4 separate regions of the Mus musculus genome follow, and all the other regions are linked to region 1. Evidence: chromatin loops called from intact Hi-C (ENCODE). Cell type or tissue: heart. All regions are shown on one strand. Region 1 holds the start of Arhgef3 (Rho guanine nucleotide exchange factor (GEF) 3). Region 2 has its middle 18 kb from the start of Gm34848. Region 3 overlaps Il17rd (interleukin 17 receptor D). Region 4 has its middle 34 kb from the start of Gm34848.

What was found. Peaks named below come from ENCODE experiments on the same cell type or tissue, not always from the same donor. Only the 100,000 strongest peaks of a DNase experiment are listed, where the experiment ranks them.
Region 2: a loop joins it to region 1, with 2.0 times the contacts of the local background. A loop is called at or near these places in 11 of 42 quality-filtered maps.
Region 3: it touches region 1 in a loop (1.8-fold over the local background); 2 of 42 quality-filtered maps call a loop at or near these places.
Region 4: it touches region 1 in a loop (3-fold over the local background); 9 of 42 quality-filtered maps call a loop at or near these places.

What each region holds. Positions count from the first base shown.
Region 1 is chr14:27,335,099-27,343,098 of GRCm38, forward strand. It overlaps Arhgef3 (Rho guanine nucleotide exchange factor (GEF) 3), which reads left to right and starts at 939. Exons shown (of 10, transcript NM_001289687.1): 1 at 939-1,171. The coding sequence starts at 1,079. In heart, CTCF peaks have their summits at 3,123 (motif pointing right) and 3,338; a DNase peak (open chromatin) is centred at 913; H3K4me3 peaks cover 2,580 bases; H3K27ac peaks cover 1,885 bases.
Region 2 is chr14:27,243,376-27,251,375 of GRCm38, forward strand. It overlaps a transcript of Arhgef3 not described here. Among named protein-coding and RNA genes, the nearest start is that of Gm34848, 18 kb to the right of the region's middle. In heart, CTCF peaks have their summits at 3,693 (motif pointing left) and 7,718 (motif pointing left); DNase peaks (open chromatin) are centred at 3,256 and 7,196; H3K27ac peaks cover 321 bases.
Region 3 is chr14:27,105,924-27,113,923 of GRCm38, forward strand. It overlaps Il17rd (interleukin 17 receptor D), which reads left to right. Exons shown (of 13, transcript NM_134437.3): 13 at 1-1,363. Among named protein-coding and RNA genes, the nearest start is that of Il17rd, 71 kb to the left of the region's middle. In heart, CTCF peaks have their summits at 3,365 (motif pointing right) and 7,841 (motif pointing right); a DNase peak (open chromatin) is centred at 48; H3K27me3 peaks cover 313 bases.
Region 4 is chr14:27,227,355-27,235,354 of GRCm38, forward strand. It overlaps a transcript of Arhgef3 not described here. Among named protein-coding and RNA genes, the nearest start is that of Gm34848, 34 kb to the right of the region's middle. In heart, no CTCF peak of the experiment used is centred here; DNase peaks (open chromatin) are centred at 2,367, 3,107 and 3,547; H3K4me3 peaks cover 664 bases; H3K27ac peaks cover 3,664 bases.

The DNA of each region.
Region 1 (8,000 bases):
AACTGAGGCCAACATAAAGGAACTCTTTCAGTTTCACACCCATAGACCCTTCTCCTCTCTGATCTCTATGGGGTGGTGTTCTATAATTAGAAAAGCTTACTTAAATACTCTTACTAAAGACTGTTACCATTGTTTTTAGGGTTTTGTTTGTTTTGTTTCGTTTTGTTTTTTGTTTGTTGTTGTTGTTGGGGTTTTGTGTGTGTGTGTGTGTGTGTGTGTGTGTGTTTGGTTTTTTTTTATAGGTTGGTCTGGGCTGCAGCAACGATCTTGTAATTACTTCTTGGGCATTTAAAACGTCAGTGTTTCCCCAGAAAAGATCCCCAAAAGCGTGGTCTTCGCTCTAAGCTGGAAACAGACTGAATCAGTCCAGCGTGGGTGTAGGCTGTAGGTGTAGGGGCCTGTGTGGTGGGGGAGGAGAGGGGATGGTTAGAGGGGACTCCGTTCCTTCCGTACTGCGTGGTGGAAAGTATTTGTCTCTCAGCTTTGGAGCTTGGTTTCACGGTGCTTTTTGAACTGCACTTAAAATGGGTGCATTTTACTGTTTGGACTGCTTTTACCTACTAAAGCTTATTTTTAGTAAAATGTATCCAGGACAGCCAGAGATGTAGAGAAACCCTGCACACGCAGGTTTCCTCCCCTAACCCCTCGGAAAGTGAGAGCCTGGCTTGGGACTTGCCCCCTGCTCTATCAGCGTTTGCCTAGGGTCCTGGTTTCCTTGCTACAAGCTATGTAGCGGTCTGGGGTCTGGCAGCTCCACGCAAGCGTCCCCTGAGGTCCCCAAAGTCTGCAGAACCGCCCCAGCCTCAGGAGGCGTCTGTAAGTTCGCACCTGGCGCTCCTTGGAGGGCGGGGTGGGCCTCTCTAGTCCCGCCTACCCGCCCTCCCTCAGTGGGCATGGCTTAAAGCGGCCCCGCCCTTCCCGGTGGAGCTTAGGCGTCAGGTCCACTCTGCAAGAAGCAGCTGTAGGTGTTCGCATCGCCGTCGCCTGCATCGTGGAGCTCGGGCCCTCTTTTACCCGGGATTTTTGTTGTCGCCTGAAATTAGCGGTGACATCTCAAAGGGCAGGCCCGGCAGCCGCCATGGTGGCCAAGGATTACCCCTTCTACCTCACTGTCAAGAGGGCAAACTGCAGCTTGGAGGCGCCCCTGGGCAGCGGGGTGGCCAAGGACGAGGTAGGACGCGCCCTCCACACACCTGCACCTCCGGGCTTCTCTGCCACCTCACCCTGTGTACCGCTCGCTTTCTCTCCGTCTCCCCCACGTGCTGCGCTTCTCCAGATCGCCCCTTCAAGTGTTCCCTCTCACGCCTTCTCTGTGGGTCCTCTATCGCTGCCCTGCTCCCTGAGCTCGGGAACCGCAGATCTTTGATGCTGCTTCTTTCCTTCCGAGCGACTGGCAGACCGAACCCCAGTCTCTGTCTAGAGCCTGCAAAGGCACCTACCTACCCGCTGCCCTGTTAGGAAGGCCCGGGTGTCGAGAGAGAGCCTCGTAAAGCAATGTCTCCCCGTCCCCGGCCGGGGTTAAGAGAGCTAAGTTCTTGGGGACCGGTTCAGACATTTCACCAGACACACTTGGTTTTGTAGCTGTTTGAGAGCAAGGGCGGGACAGGGCACCTTTACTTGTCACAAGTAACCAATAAAGGAGGTTGGGGGAAGGGTGTCGTTCATTTTGGGTCTGAGCTAAATGAGTAATTGAGGCTCTCCTTCATGACTGCTGAAAACGAGCTAAAACGTTGGTGAATGGGAAGCTGACTTGAAATGCTAGAAACAGTTCCCATTCTGGGAACTTGGGCGCGGGGAGAGGGGCAGTGCCCTTGGGTAATCCAGGGAGTCCTCTCAGTTTGGCTTTCTTAGGCTTTCCTCTCCCACCCCCATGTGTCCTGTCTCTGGCAAATTGCTGACTGCCCTTAGAAGTTGGTTAGGTTCAGTTGGGGGAGAAGACGATTCTCATTCTTTTTCAAGGTTTTAGAGAAGACAGTTAATTGTCTTATCAGACTCCAGTTTTGCTGTGGTGGAGTCCGTAGGACCAGCTCATCATGTCGTCTGTCTGTGTCTGTGTCTGTGTGTGTGTGTGTGTGTGTGTGTGTGTGTGTGTGTGTGTGTGTTCGTTCTCCACTTTCCTCTGCCTCACTCTGAGAGACTCGGGGTGGGCAGTGACGCTGGAGGCAGGTGTGTGTCCCGCCTTGTCACAGCACTGTTGATTCCACCTACACAACACATGTAGGTCTGCTTGGTGTGTGCCCTTGACGCTCTGAATTCTGTATAGGTGTGTTTTGGGGGTTGGTAGCATCAGAGATCCATTTCCTCCAACAAGATTGCCTCCCTTCAACAGGACTCCACCAGATTCTGGTTAGATCCTCCTTTTTGTTTGCTGAGCACAAGATAAGCCTCTGGCCTTTCCGTAGCTAGTTGAATATTTGTAGAGTTTGTAGTCTCAGCAGCTGTGGAAGTGTAGTGGGCTCTCATCTGTTTGGTACCGTCATGGAGTTCAGGTTGATAGAGCCTAGAATGGATATGAGTTTTCAGTAGCAATGGGACTGGTGGCTTCTCCAACTCCTGGGAGGAGATAAAGCATACCTGGTTTGGTTAATACATTAAAGTGGGCCAGAGAAGATAAGAGTGAAAATCGCTGGGAATTCTGACCAGGCTTTTTTTTTTTTTTTCATCTTTTTGTCTTGAGTTTTGGGGTCCTGTGGTAAAGGCTTGAGTGAACCTGTCTGCTTATTCCTTCTTCCCTTGTTAGTCATAGTCTGTAGATATATATGTGCTGTAGCATTTCAGGAACAGTTATGCTAATTTTCCTCACTACTAATAGGATCCACAAAATAAAGTATATCTTATTTTCCCTTTGTGGGGATGTAATTATGTAAAAACAAGGATGGGAGGTGAGTGCTTTTGGGGAATATTGGTATTTTTCAGGGATCACCATTGAGTTTTATTAATATAATTGTCTTTACCATAATCAAAGTACACTTTACACAACTTGATGGCTCCGACTTTGTTGGTCAGCTATAAATCACTTCCCAATAATGAAGATAGGCTAGATTGGAAAAAGAAACTTAAGTGGGTTTCAGGGCAAGTTTCATTAGCACAAAAGGCGACTGAACAGAAATATATATTTTCTGCCGGTAGGTGTCGCCAGTATTTATAAATGTCTAACAGCAACAACCAAAAACCACATTCCCTCACTGTCTTAAAAAAAACAAGATTATATAATTGTTTATAAAATAGATATTAAGTCCTGAGAACGTTTCTTTTTCAAGAAACTTTTCTTTTTTTGTAAAAAGAACGATAATAAAAGGAAACCTGTGTGTCTGAAGGCCTTCCTGAGATGACAGGACCTGTTGACCTTCAGGGCGCTTGTGTCGAGCACCTGTGCCTGGCACAATTGTGTGATGGCAGTTCCTCCTGAGCATGTTCGAGGGAAGACCGTGTGTGCAGTGTGGCCGTGGCTGCAGCCAGGTTCTTCTAGCACTCAGTCACCAGCAACTTGATGTTCACTTAACAGAAAGCTCAGCGGGGAACAGGTAACCATGCCATCTACCTGAGGAAAAATGATGAATACATTCTCTTAAAAGCAAATAATAAAATTTCTCTTCAGGGTTTAATTCAAATGCTTCTTTTTAAAATTTTATTGATAGTTTCCAGTGGAAGCAAAAACGATACATGTTTACATTTTTTCTTTAAAATAATCCATTTTAAACTTTAAAAAAATATTCCGCATAGGTTATGATAGTGCATGCCTGATATTTTGTATCAACTAATAAAATAGTGCTGCTTCTTCTGCCATTTCTTACATGGGTTGGATTGCAAATACTGCTCCTAAACCTGGCGTTTCTTATGGGTGTATGCGTTGGACTGCAAATGTTTAGGTGTAATGCCCCTGACTAACTAGCCATAAAATTCTCCAGCTCTCATCATCACTGTGAACTGTGAGGAGCTTTTTACACAGCTTTGGATTTTCACAGAAAATTGTCACGTGATACAAGCAGTTTATTAATGTAACCTTGCTCAGTTTATCTCCATTTTCATTGTCATGAAAACTTTGATCTCTGCTCACTCCAGGACTGCTCCGAGTACCTGCTCAGTTCCCTAAGTGGGAAGCTGAGAACGCTAATGAACCAGGCTGATTATCAGTTCAAAATCTGTTTCTCTGTGGTAAGGTTTACTTTAAATAGAAGGTGAGGTTTACTTTAAGTAGAAAATTCAGTAGCCAGGCATGGTTAAGGAAGTTAAGGTGAGGGCAGGCTTCTAAGAGTTGTAGGTCAACATTATGTTTACTATTTGTGTGTGTGTGTGTGTGTGTGTGTGTGTGTGTGTGTGTGTGTGTGTATGCATGCGCATGCGCGCACGCATATGTGCAAATTCAAGCATGTGAAGGTTAGAGAACATCTACCTCTCTCTCTGAAATGTTGAACGATCTGGGGATTGGACTGAGGCCATTAGGTTTGTATACCTGTTGCTCTTACCTGCTAGTCCATCTCCGTGACCTCAGTTTCATTTTTAATGGAATCCAGACATTTTTCTTGTGTTAGGCTTGGCATCCTGGTAGGCTTCTCACTTTGGGCATAGATGTGTTCCTTGGCATCAGGCCTCATTGGTTGGTGGTATTTCTAGCCATTGCTTCATCTCTTGGTGCTTATAAAAATCTCAGTGCATAGGTAATAGGTGTAGTTCATGAATAGTTGAATATTACCCTGGGCTCCCAAAAGTATAGGTTCTAGTTTTTACTCAATCAGTAGCCTTGCATAGTCTTATGAATAATGGCATACAGTGGATATAAAATTAAAGCATTCTACCATGCCAGGATCTCTTAAGACTCCTTGTAGCTCATCACAAAACATATATTAAATCCCAGCTTTGTGAATAAGGACACCAAAGAAAGGTGACTTGCAGAAAAAATACAAAGAAAATCCAACTCGATCCAAGATTCAATACCAGATTTTCTGATGGATTTAGCCTGGTGTTCAGTACTTAAAAAAAAAAAAAAACTAATGGAAAAAAATGAAGGTAAATGCAAAACAGACATATATAATGCCCCCAAATAAATACTGTCTTTTAAACAGGTAACCTTAACTGAGAATGTACCTCTGAAGCTTTAGCTACAGGACAAGCTGGGCCCCATGTTCTTCGGTGATTTGTGCCTCCCCCAGTCAACAACTGTATTTGAAAGTTGTACCCACTTAGAGGTACACTCTTTGGGTACCAGTTACCGAGCTAAGTGGTCAACTGGTTTTCTGGACTTAGCTTTTCTTGGAATCTACATTGTATAGTATTGAACTGTCAGTCTATATGGGCATGCAAACAGCCATGGCAGCTATTACAACTAAATCCTAAAAGTTCTTTAGATGGCTTAGTAGGCCTCAGATTTCTCTGGGTGAAAAGCTGCACAGTGACCCAGAGAGAGGTCACCACTCACTGGTAGTTCTGATTCAGGTCACTTGTTCCCCTGGAAGGGTGTCTTGCAGGTACAGTTCTCCAAGATGAGCACATAGTGGATAAGATATCTTAGAGGAAGGGAAGTTAACTTTATCCATGAGGACTTTTAGGCTGTTCCAGGGATTGACTCTGGAATAAGGCTATCTGGTCCCCTTATCTTCCCCACAACCTGATAGTGGAGTGACTTGGGCAAACCATTGTGCTAGTTTTCATGATCATAATCTAAGGTAATGATAGTGCTGCCTCCTAGAAATGTAGTGAAGGTCAAATAGGGAAGTTCATGTAGTTCCTGGCACATAGAAATCTCAGTGAGTGTTATCCAGCCTGGTGTGGTGACTCACACCTGTAATCTCAGCTCTAGGAGGTAGGGTGGAAGTATTCATGAGTTCAGGTCAAGCATGGATTATAAATCAAGGCCTTGTGTCAAAAAAAGAGCAAGGTCATGTGCATCACCCTAGTTAATGAATACACACACACACACACACACACAAACACACGTATCTCAATCATCCATGCATGGGGGGAGCTCCATATGTATGTCCTTCACTTTGATCATAATCACAATGATCATATGAAGTTAGTGCTACCCTCTGTCTTTGTTAGGGTTACTATTGCTGTGGTGAAACACCATGACCAAAAGCACATTGAGGTGAAAGGGTTTATTTGACTTCTATTTCCACATCACAGTTCATCATCAAAGTCAGGGCAGGAGCTCAGAGGCAAGAGCTGATGCAGAGGCCATGGGGGATGCGGCTTAATGGCTTGCTTCCCGTGGCTTGCTCAGCCTGCTTTCTTATAGAACCCAGGACTACCAGCGCAAGGAGGTAGTAGGCTGATACTACTACCGCAGCAGGCTGGGTCCTCCCCCATCAATCACTGATTAAGAAAATGTCCCACAGGCCTGTGTATAGCCCAATCTTAACAAGGCATTTTTCTTCCTCCTCTCAAAGTTGCCTCCTCTCAAAGTGACTTTAGGATGTGTCAACTTGACATAAAACTACCCAGCACGTCCTGTGTTGTAAAAAGAAGGAAAGACTCTGAGAACGATGTCATGGCTGAGCTATGTGGTAGAGGCCCCAAGACTCACAGCTTAGTCTGGCTGTGAAGTCTGTACTTTCCCAACCACATCACATTGCCACAAAGTGACTAAATCACCGGTCTCCTCACCACACGGCACCCGAAGGGTGAACCTGCTGCCTGCCCCAGAAATTGCCTCACAATCCAAGGCTCATTTTTTCTTCAGTGAGTGAGAGACCCAACCTCCAGACAGTACTTCAGTAGCCCACTTCATAGAGTAGCAAGCCCTGATTGAGGAGGTTTTGCTAATTTCAACTCTATGTGTCTCAAGACCACAAAGGAGATCTCTGCCAAAACTCTCCGTGTCCAGCAATGTGAAGCTGACACCAGTACTTCTATTAGTCATTTTGCTTATCTACATGAGCCACCAGCCTTCCACATAAACCAGTATTGAGGGCTCAACTACCATCTGGTTTCTTTTTAAATTGTGTCCTTTTTTTTTTTTTAAAGACATCCCTAATTGTGCACCAGTGATACTGTATTTATAAATGATGGATGAAAATAAATTACTGGTCCCATCCTAATCAATCTTGCAAGCCCTCAGTAAATTTAATTGTTATTAATGGTGCGTTTGTGTATCTGGGGCGCCTTCATTGGTGATGTATGTGATCAGTTGCCTTGTATAATTTGTCTCGTGAAGAACTTGCTGTGATTGCATTTCCCCTTGTGTTAGGTCAGACACTGTTGGCAGTGAAGGCCAGAGGTTTCTAATGCTCTCTCCTCCCCATCCCCACCCCCACTTGCCCTTTTTTGGTTTTGGTGTAAAGGAGCTACTGGCTTAGGATTAATGTACATTGAGTAGGAGAGGCTTGTGAACCTTCAGCTGGCTAGGAAGAGTGGTCCCTTTAAGTCTAGGAGCACTTGAACATGTTCCTCTGAGTGTTGGGCCATTGTGTTCTTTTTTCAAGAAGGCAGCCTTGGTTATTAGTAAACTTCAATTAATTGGAGCTGAACCAGAAAGCTTAACAGTAAATCCATTGGTCTTTTTTTTTTTTTTTCCTGGCTCTTACATTGAGGAGGAAGGAGAAGCAAAACAGGCTTTGCTTCCAGGGACTTAAAAAACAAATAGAACCTGCTAGGGAAATGACCCTAGGTCACCGCATCAGAGTGCCCTGGTCTGCTGGGAACAGGTGCCCAGCTCTCATCTAGCTGCTGGATGCATTCGATCTCTGTTTACCACTTCCAGGGAGAGAAAGCTCCCAGTATGTGAGACCATCTTCTGGCTTTGTTCAGTGTGCTTCATGAGAAGATCCTCTGGTTAGAGCACTGCTTTTCAGAGCTGTTATTCTAGTGTACTTTCTTGTGTATCCTAAATATTTGGAAATTGATGTCCCTCTCCTAATCCCTCCCAGTTCACATCCTTGCTCACAATCAACTCAGGTGTGTTCATTCTGTCTCCTTGTTTTCCTTATTTCACCAGGACATCCTAATTGTGTCCAGAAATCTTGAATATTGATTAGCCCAGAAATACTATAATTACACTATAT
Region 2 (8,000 bases), 92 kb before region 1:
ACATGCCCAGGACAGTAATTTTTCACATACTATTTTTTTTTATTATTGGTGTTGTTGTTGTTTTGCCTTTTAGTTTTGTGTTTTACTTTGTTCTTAAACCTTACCTTTGTCATATGACTTAGTAGTCCTGAATAACAGCTCAGCCATTTCTTTGCCAAGAAACATGATAAACAGAGATGGGCACACCCCATGTGCTCTGTGGTGGTTCTACGACACCCTGGGATCGTGTCATATGCTTCAGTGGCCTCCCAGCTCCTGAGGTCCAGGTTGCTCTCTGCTGTGGGCAAGAGCTCAGGACCACTCTGGCTGCCACCTCTGGCTCTGCCCACCTGCTTTCTGATTAACTTCAGCCCTGTTCTGGCTTCTCTTCATGCCTAGTGTGGTCATCTCAGCAAGCTGCTTGGCCCATCTCCCCACCTCTTCACTACTGGTCCTGTCGGCCTCCTTCCTGTCCTTTCACAGGCCCCAACCTGTCCCCTGACATCGGCTGTGGTTATTGACTCTGCTTACTTCATGGGAATGAACAATCACCCCAGTTCTGAGCCATCAGCCCCACCCCCGGACTCCTGGAGAAGCAGCTTGGTTATTGCTTGTATCAGGTGTTCAGATGACCAAATGTTCATCTTTGTGGCCTCTGCTGGCTTCTTTGAATGGACCATTACCAGCTTGGAGAGGAAGCAACAAGAAAGCCACAAAATGACCCAGTTCATAAAACCCCACCTTTGTGAGACGTGAGAGAGGTCAGGGTCACTCTTGTTCAGTTCATGCTGAGTAACGTCCCCAAAATCTGAGGCAGAGAGACACAATCTTTATTCACCTCACAGGCAGGCTGGCTAGGAGTCTGCTCCATGAGAGGTCACAAATGGATTCTTCTCTTGTCCAGAGGAGCAAGCAGAGAGGTGTTACATCTTTTAAGGTCTATCCTGGCCTCCTTTTCCAGTTGTTGTAACAAAATACCCTGATAAAAGCAGCATGGGAGAGAGGGTTCATTCTTGCTCACAGCTCAGGCAATGGTCCATGACTGCAGGAAAATGGAGGTGGCAGAGACTGGAAACAGCTAGTCACATCCATAGTCAAAACTGCAGAGAAAATGCATACATGCTTGCATTCACCTTACTTTCTCCTTTTAACAACAGCCCTGGACCCAAGCCCAGAGGATGGTGCTGCCTATAGTGGGCTATAGCTTCTTACCTGTCACTGTAATCCAGACACTCTCCCAGGAGACAAACCACAGGTCAACCTGATTTAGATAGACCTTCAATGAGACTCCCTTCCCAGGTGATTCTAGATTGTATCAAGTTGACAATTAAAATTGGCCCTCCCAATGTGTAAAGCCTGGAATTGTCCCTTCCACCCGCACTCCACTGGCCAGAGCAAGTCACAGGCCCCAGTTGAGGGATCGCAGATATTGTTGCTGAGCCTACATGTACTGATCTCTATGTAGAACTTTCTGCTATATTGGGCTGAGGATAAATGATACAGATGATGAGACTATCTAACCAAAGTCTGCCATGTCTCAGACCTCAATAAATACATGATAGATTGCAGTCTGTGGGGACTAGTTGAGACTTGGCTAGTGCTGATTATTTCTCAGGATGAACTCCACTTGTTCCTCCATGTCCCCACCGGGCAGATACAGAGATCCATGCAGAATGGCCTGCAGCATGCTTCTAAAGTCCTTATGCAAGAAAGGATCGATTGGCCAAGGTCTGGTGTCAGGGACACAGGTTGGGAGAAGGGGATTGTGAGTTGTCTCAGTGTCAGGAGTACAGGGGCACGTGGTAGAGAGCAGGGTTTGCTCCTGTACAGCTTGGGTGTAGAACTCCCAGGTGTGTATTGTAGGCTGGTCTGGGTGTTAACTCTTCAAGTACCCAAGTGTAGTGAGGATTTAGCAGGGTACTTGGTCTGTCATAGTCCCTCTAAATCACCAGTCCTCTGTCCCCCGTGAGGCCTCACATACCCTTGGGTGTTCTCCACGGAACATTGCACACAATCATGAGCATTTCCACCCTGAGGGAAGAGCTCCCTCCACTCCAGGGATTCACCCATCCGCTCTCTTTCCTTCCGTCTCTGAAGAAATCTGTCTGGAGGAAGGGAAGGTATTTAGGAGTTTGTGCTGAGGTCAGGTTCAGAGTCTTTCTTATGTCAACTGCCGGGGGGTGGTTTCCAAATGAGGCAGGCAATGAGGATGGGGGGGTTGATGAGACCTCGTTTCTATGTACACAAGGTACTCACCCATCGAAAGAGGCAGGAAAACTCCTCTCAACAAATCTTATTTGATTGGTTACACAACAGGTAGGTTAGTTCCCTTGCCCAAAGACACACAGATAACAACAACGACAAATGCTTTTCCCAAGCATAAAAATGATTTATCCCACTAGGCGTGGTGGCGCACGCCTTTAATTCCAGCACTCGGGAGGCAGAGGCAGAGGCAGGCGGATTTCTGAGTTTGAGGCCAGCCTGGTCTACAGAGTGAGTTCCAGGACAGCCGGGGCTACATAGAGAAACCCTGTCTCAACCCCCCCCCCCCAAAAAAAAGATTTATCCTTAAATGGGATTGCATCTTTAAAAACTTTTTTACAAACACATGTGATTATAACATATGTGTATGTGTCTGTGTATGTGTGTAATAAATACGCATACACTTGCACTTTTATATACACCGTGGTGCATATAGGGACATCAGAGGACAGCGTTTGGGAGTTAGTTCTCTCCTTCCACCATATGGGTCCTGGAGATTAAATTCAGGCTTCCAAGCCTTGGCCACAAGGGTTAACTTGCTGAGCCATTTTGCCAGCCCATGAAGATCTTACTATCTTCTTAGAATGTAGTGCCTGACCTGGACTCTCAGCTTCACGGATCTTACTCTAAAAAACGATGGTTTTTGTCCTTCCCTTTCACAAGTCAAAGGCACAGATGCAGGAACATGGACCATCTCTCAACTGCATAGCCCCCATGTTGTGAGAACGTGCCAGCAGAGCCTGTTTTCTTCTCTGGTTTCTGTTTTCTCTGTCCTCACCTGGAGCTGTACACAGAGCTGGCTGAGCTGGGACCTGTGCGGAGGCCAGTCTAAGTCCGGGGTGAGGGTGGAGATGGGATGGAGCAGGGATGGACGGCCCTGCAGAGCCCTGGAGATTCACATTTGAAGCCTTCTTGGGTTCCTTTTGAAGGCCATTCACTTTGTTTTCTGGTGGATTGTTCTCTGAAGCACCAGGAAATCAGTTCCTGCCCGGAATCAGCAAGGCTTCTGCTTCCTGTGTCCACCCAAGCGGGGAGGGTGCCAGCTTGTTCCTGGCTCAATTCTTGGCCAGCAGAATCCTGTGGCCCTTTCTTTTTTCCTTTCTCAGCTCAGCCTGTCTTATGGGGATGGGGTGAGCATAGGGGAAAAGCATCCTAAGAGTCTGTTTTACTTCACTTTGCAACTATATGGCTATATGGATTGCAGTAATTCCCATGGAAGGGCAGACATGCTCCTGAAGCACATGTCCCTGGGTGTGCTGTGCACAGAAACAACATAGACTACATGCATAATTCTACATTTTCTAATAGCCAGGCTAAAAGAAGTAAAAACAGAGCTGGAGAGATGGCTTCAGCGGGTAAGAAGAGTACTGACTGCTCTTCCAAAGGTCCTGAGTTTAAATCCCAGCAACCACATGGTGGCTCACAACCATCCATAATGAGATCTGACGCCCTCTTCTGGTCTGTTTAAAGACAGCTACAGTGTACTTACATATAATAATAATAAATAAATCTTTGGGTGGGAGTGAGCGGGGCTAGAGTGAGCAGAGGTCCCGAGTTCAATTCCTAGCAACTACATGATGCCTCACAACCATCTGTGCAGCTACAGTGTACTCATATACATTTAAAAAAAGAAGTAAAGCCGGGCATGGTGGCGCACGCCTTTAATCCCAGCACTCGGGAGGCAGAGGCAGGCGGATTTCTGAGTTCGAGGCCAGCCTGGTCTACAAAGTGAGCTCTAGGACAGCCAGGGCTATACAGAGAAACCCTGTCTCGAAAAACAAAAAAACAAAAAAACAAAAAAAAAAAAAGAAGAAGTAAAAACAAAAAGAAACTAATTTTTATAATATTAACTCAATATCTCAATATATCTAAATAATAGCAATATATTAATTGGTATTTAATTATATTTTAAAATTATTTTAAAATATATATTAAAATTTAAAGATATTTAAAGATATATATTTTTATGTAATTTATATAATTATGTATAAATTATATAATTTTATAGTTGTTTTATATTATATATTTTATAATTATATATATATATATATATATATATATAATTTTTTAAAAACACTGTCTTTCAGATATACAGGTCAACTGAGACCAGCCACATTTCAAATGTCTGGTCAGTGCACATGGGCCACAGCAGCCAGTCCAGGTTTAGTGTGGGACCACCTGGAGAACCCATCCTGACTCACATGGAGGGCAGCAGCCACAAATGTGGCATTGAACATTTGAAACTGGCTAGTGCAGTGAAGGAGCTGGGCACATTTTTTCTTTCTTCGTTTTACTGGATTAGATTATAGATCTGAATGGCTGCATGTACTTCCTGACTACTATATAGTATAGCAGAACTCTAGAGGTTTCACCTCAGAAGAATGTCAATTTAAACCGGACCAAACTCTCATTTCTCACTTTGAGACTTGGTGGGGATTTTAAATATAGATAACACTGTGGGTGAGAATGGCAGGCTGGTCCATACTTTGGTCGGCAGGAGTATGAATTGCAGTGGGCTCTCCCGGTATAGTCTGGCAGGGCTAAGCACTTAGCCTGGATATTACTGCAGTGTTCTGTCTTGCACAGGGACTGATCATGTAGACCATCTTCTGTAGCCACAAACATGTCAGCTAGTGCAGATTTCAGTGAGTAAGTGCATTAGAAATCTGCGTTGTTGGGCGGGGCATGGTGGCACCCATTACTCAGGAGGCAGAGGCAGGTGGATCTCTGAGTTCCAGGCCAGCCTAGCCTACAGAGTGAGTTCCAGGACAGCCAAGGCTACATAGAGAAACCCTGTCTCAAGCACTTACATGTGTGCGTGTGTGTGTGTCTGTGTGTGTATCTGTGTGTGTGTGTATCTGTGTGTGTGTGTCTGTGTGTGTATCTCTGTGTGTGTGTGTGTCTCTGTGTGTGTGTGTGTCTCTGTGTGTTTGTGTGTCTGTGTGTGTATGTCTCTGTCTGTCTGTCTGTGTGTGTATGTCTCTTTGTGTGTGTGTGTGTGTATGTCTCTGTGTGTGTGTATATGTCTGTGTGTGTGTGTGTGTGTGTGTATGTCTCTGTATGTGTATATATGTCTGTGTATATGTGTGTGTGTGTGTGTTTATGATTTGCAGCTACTGAAGAGATGAAGCCATCTGTGTTGGCTTGATGGTTTGTTAGCATGGAAGGTTTTCAAGCTACAGTAGAAGGGCTGCCACTATTTGGGTGAATTGCTTGCGGCTTTATGTTGAAGCAACTCTGGAAGAATTTGGAAGGAACTCACTGCAGAGGTTGTCTCCCAGGAGAGAACAGGACAGCTGGGGTAGGAGAGAGGTGTCCCTGTCATTGTATGCTATGTATTACAACTTAATCCCATGCATTTGGCCAAGCAGTATGGCTCACACCTGTAATCTCAGAGGCAGAAGATTAGGCAGTCAAGAGTTCAAGACCAGCCTGGACTATATGAAACTATGTCTCACCCTTTTCCCTTGGGTGGGCAGGGACCCAAAATGGTTAGCAAAAAATGCCCCAACACCCCAATGCATTGTATTATCTATTAAAAATATAAATATCTTTTTCATATTTTTAAATATGAAAGGAGAAAACTTGGAGTGACTCAGGGAGGGTTTCTAAACCAGGACCCACAGACTGAGTCATAAAAGATGCATGGGAGGCCTAGCAGGAGGAAGGCTGGGCCTAAGTCATGGGTGTGTGGTAGGTTCCATGATAAGTCATAGGTGTCACCGTAGACACCCAGTGGTGACAGATTTTAGACACAAGCCTGATTGGGCATTTGGCAGATTGAAGTTTGTGAGTCATAGGTGGTTTGAAGGAAGTGGAAGCAACATGTTTATATCTGTGAGAAAGCTCTTCAGGACAGTGAAAAGATTGTGCTCTGAGGACTCCTGGGGACTGCCAAACCCTAGAGCAGTGGTTCTCAACCTTCCTCACACTGCGGTCCTTAGATACATTAAATTATTCTGTTGCTACTTTATAACTGTAATCCTGTTACTGTTATGAATCATGATGTACATATCTGATATGCAGGATATCTGATTTGTAACCCCTGTGACAGGGTCCTTTACCACTGCCCCCCACACCTACACACAAAGGGGTCTCAACACACAGGTTGAGATCCACTGCTCTGGAGGCAGTAACTCAAGGCTAACTATAAAACAGGCTTTCTTCCTGTCTGTTGGCCAGAATGCAGTGCTCCAGTGGATGAACCCAGGAGCAGATCTGTGATTCCAGCATCTTTTTACAGGCCAGGCAGAAAGGAGAGTTGCTCTCTGAGTGTAGCGTGTGTCCCTAAAGGTGGGGTGCTGTGGTGCTGGCCGCACATTTGCAACTTAACTGGAAGCTGAGAACACCCCCAGCATCTCTGGTCCTCTTTCAGTTTTATGTGAGAGACCCTGCAGGCATGAGTGATATCCTGTTTTAATTCCTCCCTTCCAGTACCTCACCTCTCTTTGCCTTAATGAAACGTGTGTGTGTGTGTGTGTGTGTGTGTGTGTGTGTGTGTGTGCATGCAACAGGAAATATGTTCTCTATTCTGGTTCCCTGAGTGAAGAAGGAATATAAAAATTGAGATACTATATTTCCTTTAGATAGAATTTCTCTTTGAGCTGGTCTTAGATGCTTGTAGGCCATTCCTAAAGAATAAATCATACCTTGTCTAATGCCCGACGTGAGCTTGGGGAAAGGCCCCAGCCTGAGGCATTGAGGCTTCTGTGAGCCTGAAGCCAACCTGCAGCCAGTATAACCTGACTGGAACCTATTCCCAGCGAGGTCACGTGCTTGGTCTATTCTACTTTAGTTGTCTTGAGACGTCATCACTTTGGGGCCAAAGGCTCCATGCTTTCACTTTGCTCTGCTTCCTGCAGATTTAGGTCTCATCTTGTCTGAAGCATCCTTGCGTCTCTTTACCAACACAAGCAGGGTTCTGGAAGTTTCCAACGTCCACAGGAAAGCTTGTGGGCGTGACTTCAAAGCCTCTCTTCCAGATCTACCATAAACAGATATCCCTTTTGTGGTCTGTTCAGTACACACACACACACACACACACACACACTGCTGGTAGAAGGATTATTGTTATTGGCAATTTTGAGGTAAGTGGAGAACCTCAGGCTTTTCCTGAAAGTTTTCCAGTCTCTGTCAGCCTCCTTGCCTTTCCTCTCCCAGCCAGCAGTGTCCTTGGCCACGTGCTATCGTATGAGAAGGAGATGCTAGAAGCCATCTGGTTCAAATCCCTGAACTGAGAGATAGAGAAATTGATCCAGAGTGATAGCAAACTGGCTAACATTATATGGCTAGGGTACCAGTCTTAAAAAAAAAATAGGTCACAACCTGGGCAATACTTTTTCACTGATTGTTTTATTCTACAATTTATACATCAGGCAAGAAAAAGAGAACATCATGAGGCTAGAGAGATGGCTCAGTGGTTAGGAGCACTGACTGCTCTTCCAGAGGTCCTGAGTTTAGTTCCCAGCAAACACTTGGTGGCTCACAGCCATCTGTAATGGGATCTGATGCCCTCTTCTGGTGTGTCTGAAGAAAGCAACAGTGTATTCACATATACAAAATAAATATTTTTTAAAAAGATAACATCATTATGACTTATAAACGTCCGCAGCACAGGCTTCAGAAAACTGTGTTATAATAAAGATGGAGGAATATCTGGATGGAAGTTGAACTGTCTCCTTTTGAATAAACATTTCATAAGTGCGGATGATTACAACTTAGAAGGTCTTTCAACTTCTCATTTGGAAGTTTCTCATCAT
Region 3 (8,000 bases), 230 kb before region 1:
AGAAATTCAAACCAGCTTTCTTTTGTCTGCAGCATAGAGGAGAAAGAACAGCTGGTCACCTTCCCAGCAGTGGAAACCGCAGTGAGGTCATCCCCTGGTGTGTTTTTTCCCCCCAGTAGTAAATAATCCCACCCACTTAAGGACTTTCACAGCTCTTGTGCTCTGGGGGCTTCTCAGCCTCACGCTGTTTTGTTATCCGAATGACACCCATGCCTTGTTCACATGGGTGTTGCCTGACAACCATGCTCCAGTTAGGATTACAGGGAGATTTGTGTGGGCTGGCTGCTCTCACCACATAAAAATATCATGGTGCATATGCTCAATCAGAACACCACCCGTTGCTTCCTTGGTGGCAGTCCTTGTCTTGTGCTTTATTCTCTCCTGCAGGTGAGCAGCTGGGGCTTGTGTCTGGTGTCTTCTTCAAGGCCAGCACCTGCCTACCTGCTGAGCGGCAGCTATCCCACGCGCCAACCTGGGGTTCTATTTTTACCTCTCTCTAGACTTGCCCTGTATTTTGTGAATCATATTGTTTAAATGGCACACACTTCACCAGAACCTCTGGCAAGGTGAGGCCAGAGGTTGCCAAGGGCCACCTCCCGTTGACTGTTGGGGACTATTTCCAAACACCTTGGAATGCCTCAGGGAGGGCCTCTGGAGAATTTCAGCCAGTAGTCTTCTTTCCTGCCTCTTGGTTCACCCTTGATACTCACTGGGGACCCCAGATACCTCTCCCTCCTCCTCTAGGGCTGGATCTCTCAGTTAAGCAGGCATAATGTTTGATGCAATCAAGAGCCAGACAGAAGCGATCACCCCCGACTGGATAGCTAATATTTATATCACATGGACTCTGGCCGGAAGAGAAGGAAGAATATTGGCCCTGTGTGGCTACCACTGGATTATATTCAATGTGTTCATATGTGTGTGTGTGTGTGTGTGTGTGTGTGTGTTAAATCCATCTTTCTCTCAAAGAAGCATATCAAGTTTGAACAGAAGCAAAAACTTCTGTTCAAACTCAAGTGGTCATTTTAAGAGTAGCTTCGGTTTTTCTGATCTGTTTAAAAACAAAAGTGTTTTTACTGTGGAAGCTTCCATGTTATGGAGGAGGGCCTCAGGCGTGGGGAGGACTGGTGCCCTTGTTCTGTTTTATGTCCAAGTTTGTCCTTTCTGGGGCTTTTGGCAGAATGGTAAGCACTGACAGCCTATAGCACTGTGCCATATTTTTACATTGGCGATATTGCTGGTATATTGTGGTATATTTGACTGTATAAACATTGTAAATAGATGATAGTAAGTCATGGCTGACATTTGTAAGATGCTTTTGTACCTTAGAATTTTCTACATCAAATAAAATGTTTTCTTGTAAGCCTGCAGTGGCTCCTTATTTCCGAATATCTGTCCCGTTTCCTCCCTAGCTCCTGACTGTCGGCAGAGGAGTCTGCCTCAGCCTGAGACGGTAGGTAAGGAGGGCTTGCATCTGTGTCTTGCTCTTGGAACTCATCACATCCCAGCTCTGCTGCAGGTATTGTGACCCTGTGATTAGGGGACCCTGGTGCCCACTTTCTATAGAATGGACCCAAAGTCCTGCTTTAGGGGTTGGTGGCTTCAGCTGAGCTCCTGTTGTGGGTAGAGTGTACCTGAAAGTGACAGGTATCCAGAAGGGGGCAATGGCTGATGATAGTAAGGAGGCTATAAGCCTCCAGCCATTACCTAAAAAGGAGATGGTCAAAATTTGGGGTCTTAGGGATGTCAAAAATTGGCAGAGCCCATCTCACTGCTCAGGGTTAGTTAGCCAGCCAGGTAAATGTAGACATGAAGTTGAGAAAGGCTGAAAGCTTCCTCCTGAAGTGAAGAAAGAGGCAGTCAGCAGCTGGTTCCTGGAAGGTGTTTGTGTCTGTTGTGACCTCCACAAGACACAGGAAGGAGGAGCCTCCGAGAATCCTCAGTGTTGGTGCCTGGGCCAAGGATTGAGACACCATCACATCTAGTTCATAAGTCAGAGCATTCTCATTATTAAAGGGCAGAAATAATAATCTGGGTGACTGCTCTTTCCTGGATGTGCATATCAGGAGCAAATCTTACTCTCCTGCTCATCGTTTCCAGACTTCTGCTGTGAGGTCCGATGGACAAATGGCTACCCTCACCCCAGGCATTAACAAAAGCAGGAGTGTATGGAGATCAGAGAAAGCTGTGAATGAGTGTGTAAGGAGTGGACGGGGCCCTGAGGTAACGTGTTGTTGGAATGAGTATGTCAAAGGTGCAATGGCCTCAGACCCATGGGAACCGCAAAGCCTTCCGCTGGTTTGTGTGTGGATGCTGGCTATACAGAAATGTGGTTGGAAGCGGCTTCCTCCTGGGTTGTTTACAGCTTGCCACAACACCCCTGGAGAGAGAGAGAGAGAATATGAATCTCATACGGAGACTAAACCTTTTTATTCAGCTCTACATAGTATACCAACTCCTGTTGAGTTATACTCAATAAACCTGCCTCCCAGATTCAGATATATAATAAACATGGTTTCCTGAGTGCCCAGCCTACCTGATCCCAGCTCTTCCTTCCTTCTTTTCTTTCTTCCTTTCCTTTCCTTTCCTTTCCTTTCCTTTCCTTTTCTCTCTCTCTTTCTTTCTTAAGCTTTATTTATTTATTTATTTATTTTATTAGTGCATTGTAGCTGTCTTCAGACACACCAGAAGATGGCACTGTATCTCATTACAGATGGTTGTGAGCCACCATGTGGTTGCTGGGAATTGAACTCAGGACCTCTGGAAGAGCGACCAGTGCTCTTAACCACTGAGCCATCCTTCCAGCCTCCCAGCTTTTTCTTTATGTGTGTCTCGGTTCTTCATTGCCTATCACCCCAGGTAGGTTGGTTCCTAAGCTGTTCAGGTCTTGGAAGGAAGAATTAGCAGTACTCCAGGATGAGATAGATGGCATAGGGCCATCTTTCCCACTTTTGTGGCATATGCCAGGAAGTGGCTAGGTATTGGCATCCTGCCAAACTGAGGCTGGGCCAAGAGGAACTTGGAGTCCAGGAAGGTAGGGGCATGCCTAGCCTTGAATGCAAGTGTAGGCAAGTTCTGCCTTTGGTTTTAACCTCTGAGGGTCAAGGCGCGTAAATATCCTCTGCACTGGGTGAAGTTGCAAGTTAGTGATGAGGTTTTGTTATTAGCATTGGGATTAAGCCTTTGGCTGGCTGAGCTCAGAGCTCAGTCTGCTGGCGTCTTTTTGATTCTAGGTAGGTGGCTTGCCTCGTTTAGGCTTTAGTTTCCCTATCTGGAAAGCCAAGCAAGGCTGTTTGGTGGTTTGAATGTAAGTGATTCTGGACATTTAACATGACACACACTGTCTCTGGACGTGTGGTCACCAGGGGGCAGGGCAGGTGTGGTAAAGTGAGGTTTTCTTCCAAAGCCTTCCTCAGCCATGGCCTGGTGTATAACTAAAGCAGAGCCTCATGGATGTCTCAGTGTAGAAGGACAGCTAGAGATGGCCCTTGGGGGAGGTGGGCACTTGATTAGATGAAACTCCTTATTTGAAACCAGTGGTGTTGGAGTGAATACCAAAGTTCTTACATAGCCCTGTGCTATGTAAGGGGAATAGACCATTCTCTGTCTTCCTTCTCCACAGTTCGTTCCTTCCTTCCTTCCTTCCTTCCTTCCTCTTTCTTAACTTCTTTCTTTCTTTCTTTCTTTCTTTCTTTCTTTCTTTTTTTTCTTTTTTTCTTTTTTTTTGTTGTTGTTGTTGTTTTGAGACAGGAGTTACTTTGTGTAATAGCCCTGGTTGTCCTGAACTCTTTGTAGACCAGGCTGACCTCAGACTCTCAGAGAACCTCTGCCTCCCGAGTGCTGGGATCAAAGCTACCACATCTTTCTACTTTCATGTAGCCATGCCTAGGGCCTTGCATATGCTGTTTCTTTGTCTGAAACACCTTTTGCTTATATCCCGCCCTTGTGGTGATTACTGCCCGTCAGTCTAGACCCAACACGTATCTTTAGGTGGACTCATCTCAGCTTGTGTGAGCATAAGATGGATCCTTGCGCTTCTGGAATGTTCTGTGTGGGCTGGACTGATATTCTGCTGCTTTAACCAGCTTGTGACCCCTGGCCTATTGGGACAAGTGCCCTCGTCTTGGGTTTCAGTATCAGCAGAGGGTAAAGATGTACCTGATTCATGGGCCCAGAAGGATAAAACACTCAGAGGGGGTTGCTCAGCATGTAGCAGGTGCCCAGAAACGTTTTTCTTTTGTGAACAGGTACTGACTTGTAAACAAAACAAGGTTTCCTTGGGAAGAAAACTTATCTTTACACATTGCAGTCTGGTTCCAGCCAGCTCCTAGGATTCCCTGTCTTCAGACCCACGTGGATGCTCCTATTTCCTCCTGAATGGCTGGTTCTGTCCTGGTTTCTCTCTGGGGGTAGTGTTCTGTGTGCATATTGGACAAAGTTTCCTAGAGACAGAGGGTTGTTGCATCACATGGGCTCTATCCAAGTCACCCAGGTGTTGGATACCGCTTGCTGTGACCAGCTCATCGCCCTCCCAACAGGCTCTGGAGTTTACATGTCGTTCAGCCTTCGGGATGAGAGTCAAACCCAGGTGTTTCCTATGTACAGCTTTGGCAAACCGCTCTCTGCTCATTATGTTCCTTGTGTTTCCCCTAACCCAGGTGAGCAGGAAGGTTTTACTTGCATAGAAGTCTTCCATAGCTACTTCCAGATATTGCTTTGACTTGAACAGTAAAACCAAGACTTTACGCCTCTTGCAGACAATGCCATTCCCCAGATGAGAATCACTCATATGTGTTATTACATCATCAGGCTGTACCCTGATTCTCAGATGTTGCAAACAAGGGTGGGGATTATCTGTGCAGGTTATAGCTACAGGCAAAAGGTTTAGTATCTTTTCCTAGGAATTCCATTTTTAGGGTCGTGTGTGTGTGTGTGTGTGTGTGTGTGTGTGTGTGTGTGTGTGTGTGTGTGTATGAGGTGCAGTCTCTTGTATTTAATATATAGCTCAGGAGATCTTGAACTCCTGTTCCTCCAAGTGCTGGAATACAGGTGTGAGCCAACACATGTGCTCGTGGGTCTGTCTCAGCTAAGAGTCAAGTTGCAGGGGAATGGTCTGTTTGGACTGAAGATGCAGCTCAGAAGAACAGCATTTTCCTGGTAAACACACAGGCCATGGGTTTTATCCTGGGTACAGACACCAACTAAAGGATTCATGTCAAGGAAAATACTGACAAGTATGGTAAATGAAAACCACACACACTAACACCTCTGGGGGTAGGATTGTAGCAGGTCTTTGTGTATAGCCCTGTCTGTCTTGGAATTTGCTATGTAGACCAGACTGGCCTGGAATTTAAGAGATCCTCCTGCCTCTGCCTCCCAAGTGCTGGGATTAAAGGCATGGACTACCATGCCCAGCTTCTCTGCCAGTTTCTAAAGACTAGATAGTCTAACATATTTTCTGCTTGTTCCCTGTCCCATTCCTATGGGAGCCAAGTCCTATGTCCCTACCCCCTAACTCCCTGCCCATCCTCAGAGCCTAGCAGGATATGAGGGGACACTGTATTATAAACTAAACTCATGGGATCCAGGCCTGGTGGCATAGGACTGTAATCCCTACACTGGAGTCTAAAGTAAAACAAAAACAAAAAAGCTGGGCATGGTGGCGCATGCCTTTAATCCCAGCACTCGGGAGGCAGAGGCAGGCGGATTTCTGAGTTCGAGGCCAGCCTGGTCTACAAAGTGAGTGCCAGGACAGCCAGGGCTATCTATACAGAGAAACCCTGTCTCAAAAAATAAATAAATAAATAAATAAATAAAAAACAAAAAACAAAACAAAACAAACATCTAAAGTAGGAAAATTATGAGTCCTTTAAAAAATTCAAGGACTGCCCGAGTAACTTATTGAGACCTAGTCTCAAAAGAAAAGAAAGCACTTAGCAGATCTAAGGCCCTGAACTCAGTCCCCAGCAGTATAAACTCTTGTGGGGTGATCTTACCTGTTATTCCTACCCATGACACTTGCAGGTATGTCTCACTTTCTGGATATCCTGACATATGAAACAGGAAACCAAGGGCTTTGCCTTTAGTAATAATAAAAAGGCACATCTCCTCTCATCCTGTATAGGACACTTACCACTCTGTTTACACTTCACTCAACAGTTAGCTTTGTGCCTCCAAGTCACATACTACTGTCTGAGTGTTTTTGTGAGCGAGGTCTGCTGCCTCAACTTGGCATGAAGCATTCTCTGCCTTGTTGTCTCAGCGCCTGTCCACTGTGTGGACCTCCAGCCATGTAGCCCATGCTCTCCAGCTTCCCCATGCCATGTCAGGGCCCAGTCCAGTACAGAAGGCCATCTGCTGTCTTCACCAGCACCTCCTCTTCAGTGTCTTTTGCCACATCCTAGGCCCTACCTGCCTGTTAAGGGTCTGTCTCACTTATCAGTTAGTTCAGTGAGATCCCAGAAGGAATCGGCTTTAATGACAGTTACCACAGTTCTCCAGAGCCTGGTCCAGTGCCGGATGTGTAGAAGACATTAAAAAAAAAAAAAATAAGGGGGCTGGAGAGATGGCTCAGTGGTTAAGAGCACTGACTGTCCTTCTGAAGATCATGAGTTCAAATCTCAGCAACCACATGGTGGCTCACAACCATCTGTAATGAGATCTAATGCCCTCTTCTGGTGTGTCTGAAGACAGCTACAGTGTACTTTCATATAATAATAAATAAATCTTTTAAAAAAATAAAAATAAAAAAATAAATAAATCTTTTTTTTTTTTTTGAGACAGATCTAGCTGAGCCTGACTTCCAACTCTTTAAGTGCTAAATTGAACACAAAGGGAAGACAATTTTGACAGGGCTGTATGGGGAGACTGTCGGGTATGGAACGGTGAGCTGGAAATCTGCTGGGCCTTCAATAAGTAGAAGCCCCTTAGTTAATTCTTTTAATTAAAAAAAACTTTTTATTTATGAGTGTGTGTCTGTATGCGAGTCACTTGCATGCAAGTAATTGAGATCCAAAGAGGACATCAGAGCTCTTTTCCTAGAACTTGAGTTTCATACAGGTGTCTATAATCCACAGACGGTGTGTGTGTGTGTGTGTGTGTGTGTACCAAAGCCCAGTTGCAAGAGTCGCTGAGCCATCTCTCTAGCCCCTACTTAATACTGCTTGAACTGTGGTGGGGATTTCCCACCACTCGAAGTGGGAGGGAAAGGTTGAGGCCTGGGGTTTGGATGTGGACATTTCCCCTGGCAATACTGTCGAGGGTGTGTGTTTCCTGAACATCACTGGGTCTCTGGTCACAGAGACTTCTTGAAGCCAGAGTGGAATGAAGATGCTTTGTGTTTAGTCCCAAAGATGAGCTGCAGGCCAATGAGAGATCACCCAGTGCTGGGAGACCATGACAAGAGCTTGCAGCAGCAAAGGTTTTTTTGTTTTGTTTTTTTTAAGGAAAGTCCATCTGGGTGGGAGACAATTCTGAACACTTCTTTCTGGCCAGAGGACCTGGACAGAAAGATCCGGGCCCCAGGAATGCTAGCAGGCAAGGTGGCTCCTACTCCAGGAGCTCGCCCTGTCATCTTTTCCTGTGGGGGTGGCAGTTAGTGCTCAGGCAAGGATCACTAGGAACTCTCCGAGCACTGATCTTGTGTCTATTTTTTTTAAGATTTATTTATTTTATGTATGTGATGGATACACTGTAGCTGTACAGATGCTTGTGAGCCATCATGTGGTTGCTGGGAATTGAATTCAGGACCTCTGTTCACACTGGTCGGCCCCACTGGCTCTGGCCCAAAGATTTATTTTTTATTAGAATAAGTTCACTGCAGCTGTCTTCAGACACGCCAGAAGAGGGCGTCAGATCTCACTACAGATGGTTGTGGTTGCTGGGATTTGAACTCAGGACCTTCGGAAGAGCAGTCCACAGTGCTCTTAACTGCTGAGCCATCTCTCCAAAGCAGCTTTTGGTATCTTAGCACCTTGGCTGAGGTTCCTCCTCTATATTCA
Region 4 (8,000 bases), 110 kb before region 1:
TACATTATATAATATTATATATTATGTTTAATGGATAAATATCTTGCTACATATGATCATATATGTGTATGTGTGTGTACATACGCTAACACTAGCAATGTCTATTTGTACAGATTCATATTCCTGTTAGAAACAGCCCAACCATTGTTGCTGCTCATAATGATTTTTTTCTTTCCTCTTCCTCCTCCTTTCTGCCTCCTCCTCTTCCTCTTCTTTTAAAAACGAGGTCTCTCTATGTAGCTCTGGCTGTTCCTGGAACTCACTATGTTAGCCAGGCTGGCCTCAAATGCAGAGATCCATCTGCCTTGTGACCTGAGTGCTGGGATTCAAGGCATGCTTGGCCTTATAATGACTTTTTATTGTGGCAAATCAGCCCCTATATTCACCAGACAGGTTGTTCTGTTGGCTTGTTGGCTGTTGAGATTTCCCTTCTAGAAAGAGCTGGTGGGGAGGGTCCAGTGACCCTGAGATTCCATTTGCTCCTTCTAGCCATTTGTATGCAGTTCTGCCCTAACCAGTTCTGCCTAACCTACCTTCAGTAGGTTGATGCGGTCGGAAGTCTTCTATGTGGTATTGGCATATATAGGAGGTAGTTAACTGAAGGGACATTGATCTTGTGGTTATGGGAAGCTGTCACCTGTGCTGAATAAAGACTTTGCAGTGCAGCTGCTTTCAGGTCACCCATGTAATTAGAGGGAACTCCTTATCCTTGCTTTAAGACCCTAGTACCTCCTTGTCTCCCCAGTTGAACTCTGGTGGAATCCTACTTTGCTTTGCTATTGGCACTTTGTAAGGAGAGATAGACAGTGTTACACCTCCCCAGGGAAGGAATTCTTGAAATACAACATCACAGAGGGTCATGGTGGGCTCCCTTCCCACAGCCCCCAGATGTCTGTTCAGCACGGGAGATCTTTTGTGTCCAAACTACACTGTTAGGAAAGCAGCAAGCAGCTTTTGCTCTTAAAGATGACATGAGCCTGAGGTGGGTCTTTGGGAGTTTTGGCAGGTGTGACTGTCATCAAGAAGCACGTGACTCCTGGTCTTCTCCATAAATCACCCACTTCAGAGCTCTGTGTAGCTCCCCATCCCCAGAGGGACAGCTGTGCTGCTGGCGGGAGGACCTTGCCTGGCTCCTTCTGCAGGGAAAGGGAGCCAGGAGACTGAAAAGGGACTTCTTTTCTTTTTTAAATCATGAATACAGTTTTTAGATGACACACTTATGCCTGTAGAATTAAAGATATAGAGGAGATGACTACCAACCCTACCAGCATTAGACCAGTATTGTACAGCCATGACCTTGTCCTTGTCCTTGACAAAGTTAGTTTCTACCTGATTGTACAGCCATTCTGGACCACCCCAGCTGGTTTGTTTCCTCCAGGGAGAGGTGGAATCTCTACCTTGATCCCAATTCTCTGTACCCCAGTCTTTTCTTGTTCCCTTCTGCAGGTCCTCTGACTAACTGGTTCCCTCAATGAGCTGGGCTGTCACTGTCCCTCACTCTCTTGTCTTGACTCCTCTTTTCACCCTAGCAGTTCTCAGCCCTGGCACAGTCCTTGAAGGCATTTATTTCCCCTGGGGAGGGCCTGAAGATTGCTCCTGGCTTCTTCAGGCTTCAGAATTCTTCAAGAACATTGAAAGTGTTGTTTGCCGGTTTGCATCCCATCTGGCTGGCTGTGAATTCTTCTGAGGTGTTCATGCACACCCACCCTTGGAGCCTGTTTCTCTTGACTGGGGAAAGTGAGCCCCATCTCTACCCAAATCAGGATACAGTTCTTCCCTGGGAGGCATGTGGGTGCTAGACTGAATGCCGGCAGGGGTGGAAGGTGTCAGTGTGTGTGTGTGTCTGTGTGTGTGTGTGTCTGTGTGTGTGTGTGTCTGTGTGCAAGAGGAGGCTGCGATCTGGAGTACCAGGTTCAAAGTTCCACCAGCTGTGACACAATTGGTCCTCGTTCACCTGGTGTCTGTGGGAGCACTGTGGTGAGAAGCACCATGATGCAAATCCACGTTAAGTTTTTGTTCATCTCTGGCAAGCCTAGCTCTTGGGACAACTCCTTTAACCTTTCTGAGCCTAGAGAGTGTCAGTAACCTCTATGAAATCACTGAGTAGCCTGGAATCAAGGGAACTTCGCCTGCCGTCTGGCGAGTAGAAGGTCCCCAGGCAGTGGTGTTTGCTACTGTCATCTGAAATGAATTAATCACAGGATGTGGTAAGTTCTGCAAAGGAAATCAACAGGTATCTTGACAGGGAACTAAGAGCTGGGGTGGGGAGCAAAGTCCTTTGGACAGCCTGGTCTGTCTGTTGGTCGGTCGGGGCCTCCCATGAGTTGATGTTACACAGTGAGGATGCTGCCTGCTCTGTGACGAGCTGGGGTGGAGTTTCCTGAAGAGGAATAGCAGGTGCACAGACCCGGAGACAGGAAGGAGCCTGATGAGAAACAGGCCGTGTGACCTCAGATTGGGGGCTGGGGCTGGGGGTGGGGGTGGGGAAGGAAGGCAGAAGAAGATAAAGTCCAGGAGGAATCAGAGACCAACCGATACAGGGCATAAGGTCAGGAGGCAGTGTAAGTGTGAGAGAAGCCATTCCATACTGGAGCTCAGAGCTACTCTGTGCTCTTAACTTCGGGACTGCCTCACAGAACTGTGTTCAGGAACTAGCCCCTTAGCAAGAGATGTAGTTCTGTTAAATAGAAAGTGAATTCACGGTTGGTCGCTCGCTCGCTCGCTCGCTCACAGAGACTGGGAAGGATCAGGAAATCAGGAACAGCCCCAGATAACACCACTAACAATTGTCCTAAGGACACCTGTCTCTGGGTGGGGAAGATGTCACTTTTATAACCCCGGCCCTGACAATAAAACATAGCTTCCAATCTGCCCTCACAACCCCTGCTAACGATGATCCCCTATGACCCCCACACAACTAGCCCTGCAGTGTCCTGGCTGCCCCGCCTCCCAGCTCCTGACCTAGGCCTCCGATGGCAGTACCTAATTGGCTGAGCCTGGCTAGTACTCCGGTGCTCTGGCTTCAAGGAAGGCTGGGAAATGAGTGGGCAGTGTTTGTCTTCTTTAGTAGGACTTGGGCTCTGGTTTCTGAGCTGGGGGCTCCCCAGGCCCAGGAAGGGAGTTCAACTATAGGGCAACCCCACACACGCTTGGCTGTTAGAGATGTCCCAGGCCTCGCCGGTCAGCCTGGAAACACGTGTTCTCTTGAGTGTGCACTTAGTGTGTGGCGGGGCTCTGAGAAGAGTTTTGGCTGCTTTCTTCCTGGCCGATGATAATTTAAAAAACAGCCCTGACTCTGGAGGCAACCATTTCTCTCTGGTATGAGAGGTCAGGCTCCGTGTTTTTAAAAATCCGTTCACTGCGTGCAGGTGTATAGTGTTTGGGTAACTTGTTTCCCTGTGTTTATCACAGATCTGCATTCCTCATGGAATGCCCTGGCTATTGTCAGCCCTCATAATTGGTTCGTGTTCCAGCCGCTCCAGCCGCAGCATGGGCTGTATTGTCTATTTGCAGTTCTTCAGCAGAGTTTATTGTTTATGTATGTGGTCTCCAGGAAGCTGCATTCGGAAATCTCTGCCTCACCAGGAAGTCTCTCTTAAAGAGGCAGCGTCCTGGGAGAGGCCTATGTGGGAGCAGGTGCTAGGCCTCCAGTAAGGACGGCATTATCCCTTGTGTAGACACTTAGACCTCTCCCCAGCATCCGGCTGGTGTGCTGTTTCCCAGTATTGGTGACTCCTTTACAATTCTGATTTAAGGAGGTGAAAGTAGCAATTTTTATTCTTCAGATGCACCCAATCACACATTTTAAAAAGGAGAAAAGTACTTTACTGTTAGACTATCAGGGTGCTGTGCATCATGGAGACAGAGTGCATCTTAATATCTTGGTATTTTCTTGAGGATGTTTTTGTAGAATTCTTGAACTCTTCAGATGGACACAGTGATGAATAAATATGGGTGCCCAAAAGGTCGAGGCAGGAGAATTCCAAGTGCAAAGCCATGCTGGGCTATCACATTAGACCCCACCACAAACAAGCAGATCAGAATCAAACAGAATTTAAAAGAGGATACATTTTCTTCACTTTGAAAAGAAGTAAAAATATTTTTTTTTAAAAGTAACAGAAATATTTAAACCTATACAAAAATAGAATGTGAGGACCCCTGGTGTCCTTACACGGTTTGCTCTGCCTTCACACACGTCAGTCAGTGTCCTGTAGGACTTCCCACACGTTGTTGAGAAAGGAAGGCACCATTACATGTGTTCTACACATGAGAAAACTCAGGTTGCAGAAGTGAAGTGTCTTACCAAGCAGTACCGGGCCCAGCCCATCACATCTTACTGCTTTTCCTAGCCCTGGCAGGCGGCTGTAGCTAAAGTTACTATAGGGAGGGAGGGGCTGAGGAGATGGCTCAGTGGGTAAAGGCGAGGGAGCCTGACTGCCCCGGTTTCGTACACAGAACCCACATTATGGAGGAAGGAGAGAAGTGATTGCCCTATGTGGGTCAAGGAACACACACACATGAAAGAAATGCCCTGATTGTTTTAAGTATACCTGAAAAAACGGAGGAGAAACTTTGTAGTAAAAATGACTTTTGCTTTGTTACATAGTTTGACCCAGAACATTAAAACGTAAAGTTGTTTTTCTGACCTAAGCAAATTTCTTCTTAAAAATCCTCCTGGTTATTATTATTCAGTAGAAGCTTCAAAAATGCCATCCTCACCCCCACGTTCGGCCTTTCCACTCGTAACTTGATTTGGCAGTAGACTGACAAATAGTAAGTGCCATTTCCAAGTAAGGAAGTTCTCTGGCTGATAGAGATCAGCTCCATTCGTGTAAACCTTTTCTCTTCCAAAGAACCGAGCGGAGGTCAGTAACCCGCAAGGGGTTCACTTTTAACGGCGAGGCTAACCAAGAGGACTTGACAGGCCTTGGAAGAGCTGCATGGAGGAGGCTCGTGTTCGAAGATAGAAATCAAAAGGGCCGCTTTGCAAAAGCTCCCGCACGGGCAAGACTGTAGAGCAGTTCCCTGGGCATCTGTATTATTTCTAGGTTGCTGCGACCGCATCAGACAAAGACAACTTAAGGCAGGGAAGGTTCTGGTTTTGGTTTACTGTTTCAGTGGGTTCCAGTCCCTCGTGGTAATGATGGTACAGAAGAATCACCCAGGCTGTGGCCGTGGGAGCACGTGATAGAGGCTGTTCCTAGCCTGGTGGACCCGGAAGCAGAGAAACTTGGGGAAGGGGAGGATTGGCTGAGATAGCCCTGAAGCCCCACCCCTCCGCTAGTGGTCTCCTTCCTTGGTCTAGGTTCCGCAACCTCCTAAAATAGATCCGTGCCCAAACCATGAGCCTCTGGGGGATATTTCAGACTCAAGCCACAACAGTATCAATTGCCAAATAATGCGAGGAATTTGGTTATAAAGGTTCCGATTTGTTTAGAGAGAGAAAAAGTACAGCATACAAATAATAGCTCAGAGCAAAACTGGCAAGATAAGCCCAGAAGACTAGGCAGGTTAGCCATCTGTAAGGATCCCGTGTCAAGGCACCATTTATTTTTAGTTCTTGGGTTGAAACTGTAGATGAAGAGTTTCTTATTTATTTGTTCTTGACCTTGGGCAGCCAGGTCTGTTCCCACGTGCTTTCCATTTATTTTGTAATCTTGTTGGGCTGGGGCACTGAGCAGGGCTTGGTCTGAATCTCTACAGTTAAGTCACCTATATCCAGTTTTTGGGTGGCATCTAGAGGCCTGCCCTCCCCTCCCCCATAACTCATAGTAAATCAAGGGGTATAGCTGCCCAAGTTGTGTTTGCAGCAGTAAAAAGTAGATCGAGAGACATTCAGTGAAAGGAGCTGACCACAAGTAAACACCCAGGCTCGGCATCCTCCGACGTCCTTAATTCTCACTGGCTCGATGTGGTGATGCCCCTCTGCCAGGATGACCCCATCACAGACACTTGTGGTTCCTCCCTCCAACCATGGCATAAAAACTTGGTTTCCTCTTCTTGTACCCGAATTTGGCAACCATCTCAGAAATCTAAGGCCTGTTACTTTTCCAATGTTAGGTGTTGGTTAAATCAATGGTAATCATTTTACATTTCGGTCATTACTAGCATCCCATTTCTGCACTGATCACTTTATGTCCCCTTCTGTAACTCATCAGGCAGAATTGTGGGAACTTCTGTGTAACTTCAGGTGCACAGGGACATCCCAAGGCTGTCTTCTGATGCTTTAGATTCTGTGGTGTCTTTAGTGTCTCATACACAAAGGAAGAGATTACAGAATGCAATGAATTTCAAATGGAAGAAACACTATAATTTGCTAAGTTTCTTTTCTTGTCACCTCTCTTCCTTCTTCCCCCTCACCCTCTTCCTGCTCCTCCACTCCATCAGAGTCTCGTTCAGGAGACCATGCTGTCCTAAAATGTAAGATACCTCCGCCCCAGAGTGCTGCTGTAACAGACATGTGTCACCACATATAGTATTTGCTACCTTTTTTGTTTATTTATTATCATCTCTCTCTCTCTCTCTCTCTGTGTGTGTGTGTGTGTGTGTGTGTGTGTAGGCATATGTATGTGAAAGTCAGAGGACACTTTCAGAAATCTGTTCTCAGCTTTCATTTTGGTGAGGCAGAGCCTCTTTCATTGTCTCTAGTGTTCTGTGTACTCCAGGCTGGTTGACCCTCAAATTTCTGGGCAATTCTCCTGTTTCTACCTCCGGTCTCTCAGTAAGAGTGCTAGGATTTAAGATCTCAGTCACCACACACATTTTTCACATGGGTTCTGGGGATCAAATTTGGGTCATCAGGTTTTGGCCACAAGTGGTTTTACCCACTAAGCCATCTCACCAGCCCATTTTTTCATTTCTAGTAAAGATAGAATTTTACTGAAACGTGACCAATATCTTATGCAAATGAAGTTCTCACAGCCCCAGTAAATCTATTGCTTGTGATACCTTTGGAGGAGGCTGCCTGGATGGAGCCTCTCATCAGGAGATGCTGGCAGCTGCATAGATGAGCCACACAAGAGAAGCAGCCTTTGTCCCCACGATACCAAGAAGTGTGGTGGTAGGGTCTCAGCTAGAAGTCTAGTTATTGAACAGGCGTGGGAACACAGCCACCAGTGTCTACACAGAAAGTGCCTCGTGGTAGTTTCCCATGTTGAAACAAATGAATCACCACCTCAAGGTGAAGGAAAATAGCAAACCACAGGAGCCTGGGCCTCCACAGCTTCCTGGTTTTATTTTCTAAATTTCTCTCTAATCTGTTAGGATTTATCTTGAACCACTGTAAAGTGGGGCTTTGAAAGGAGGATGTCTTTCCCCAGGAGGCAGTGAAAGGTTCTGTTGTCGACATTCCTTGTCTTTCCAGTGTTTTTGGTTCAAGGAGTCAGATTTCTGAATATTAAAGAAGTAGTTTTCTAGATGGCTCTTGGATGGTAAGGGGTAAAGGGGCAGGAAGTGTGTGTGTATGTGTGTATATATGTGTGTGGTGTGTGTGAGTGTATATATGTTTGAGTATGTGTGTGTGTGTGTGTGTGTGTATGTGTGTGCTGTAGGTGTTCTAAACCTGACTGATCTGTACCACCTAGGCCCTGTGCTAATGGAAAGCTCACATTACCTTTCTGAGTTTTAGATTCTTTTGTTGTTGTTGTTTAAAAAACTTCAGAGTAGAATATCATAATAAAATTAAGACCGTCTTAACAGAGTTGTGAGGATCATATAAACAAAGAAATACATGGTCAGGGCTCATGTTCACATATCAACAATCGGCAGTCACAGTGTAATGTCGCAGTAATCATGGTTCAGAATGCATTAACATCCTCCACAAGGACACTGTTACCATGAGCCAAGTGTCCAGCACTGGCGGTGGTGAGAATGGACAACGGTAAAGGAACATTCCAAGCTCGTCTTTCATGTTTGCATAGCGCCCAATGTTGTGGGCTGATGGAGTGGTACAGAAGTGCTCTCCAGCAAGACGCTGAAGATGCATCATGGCGTGGGAAGAT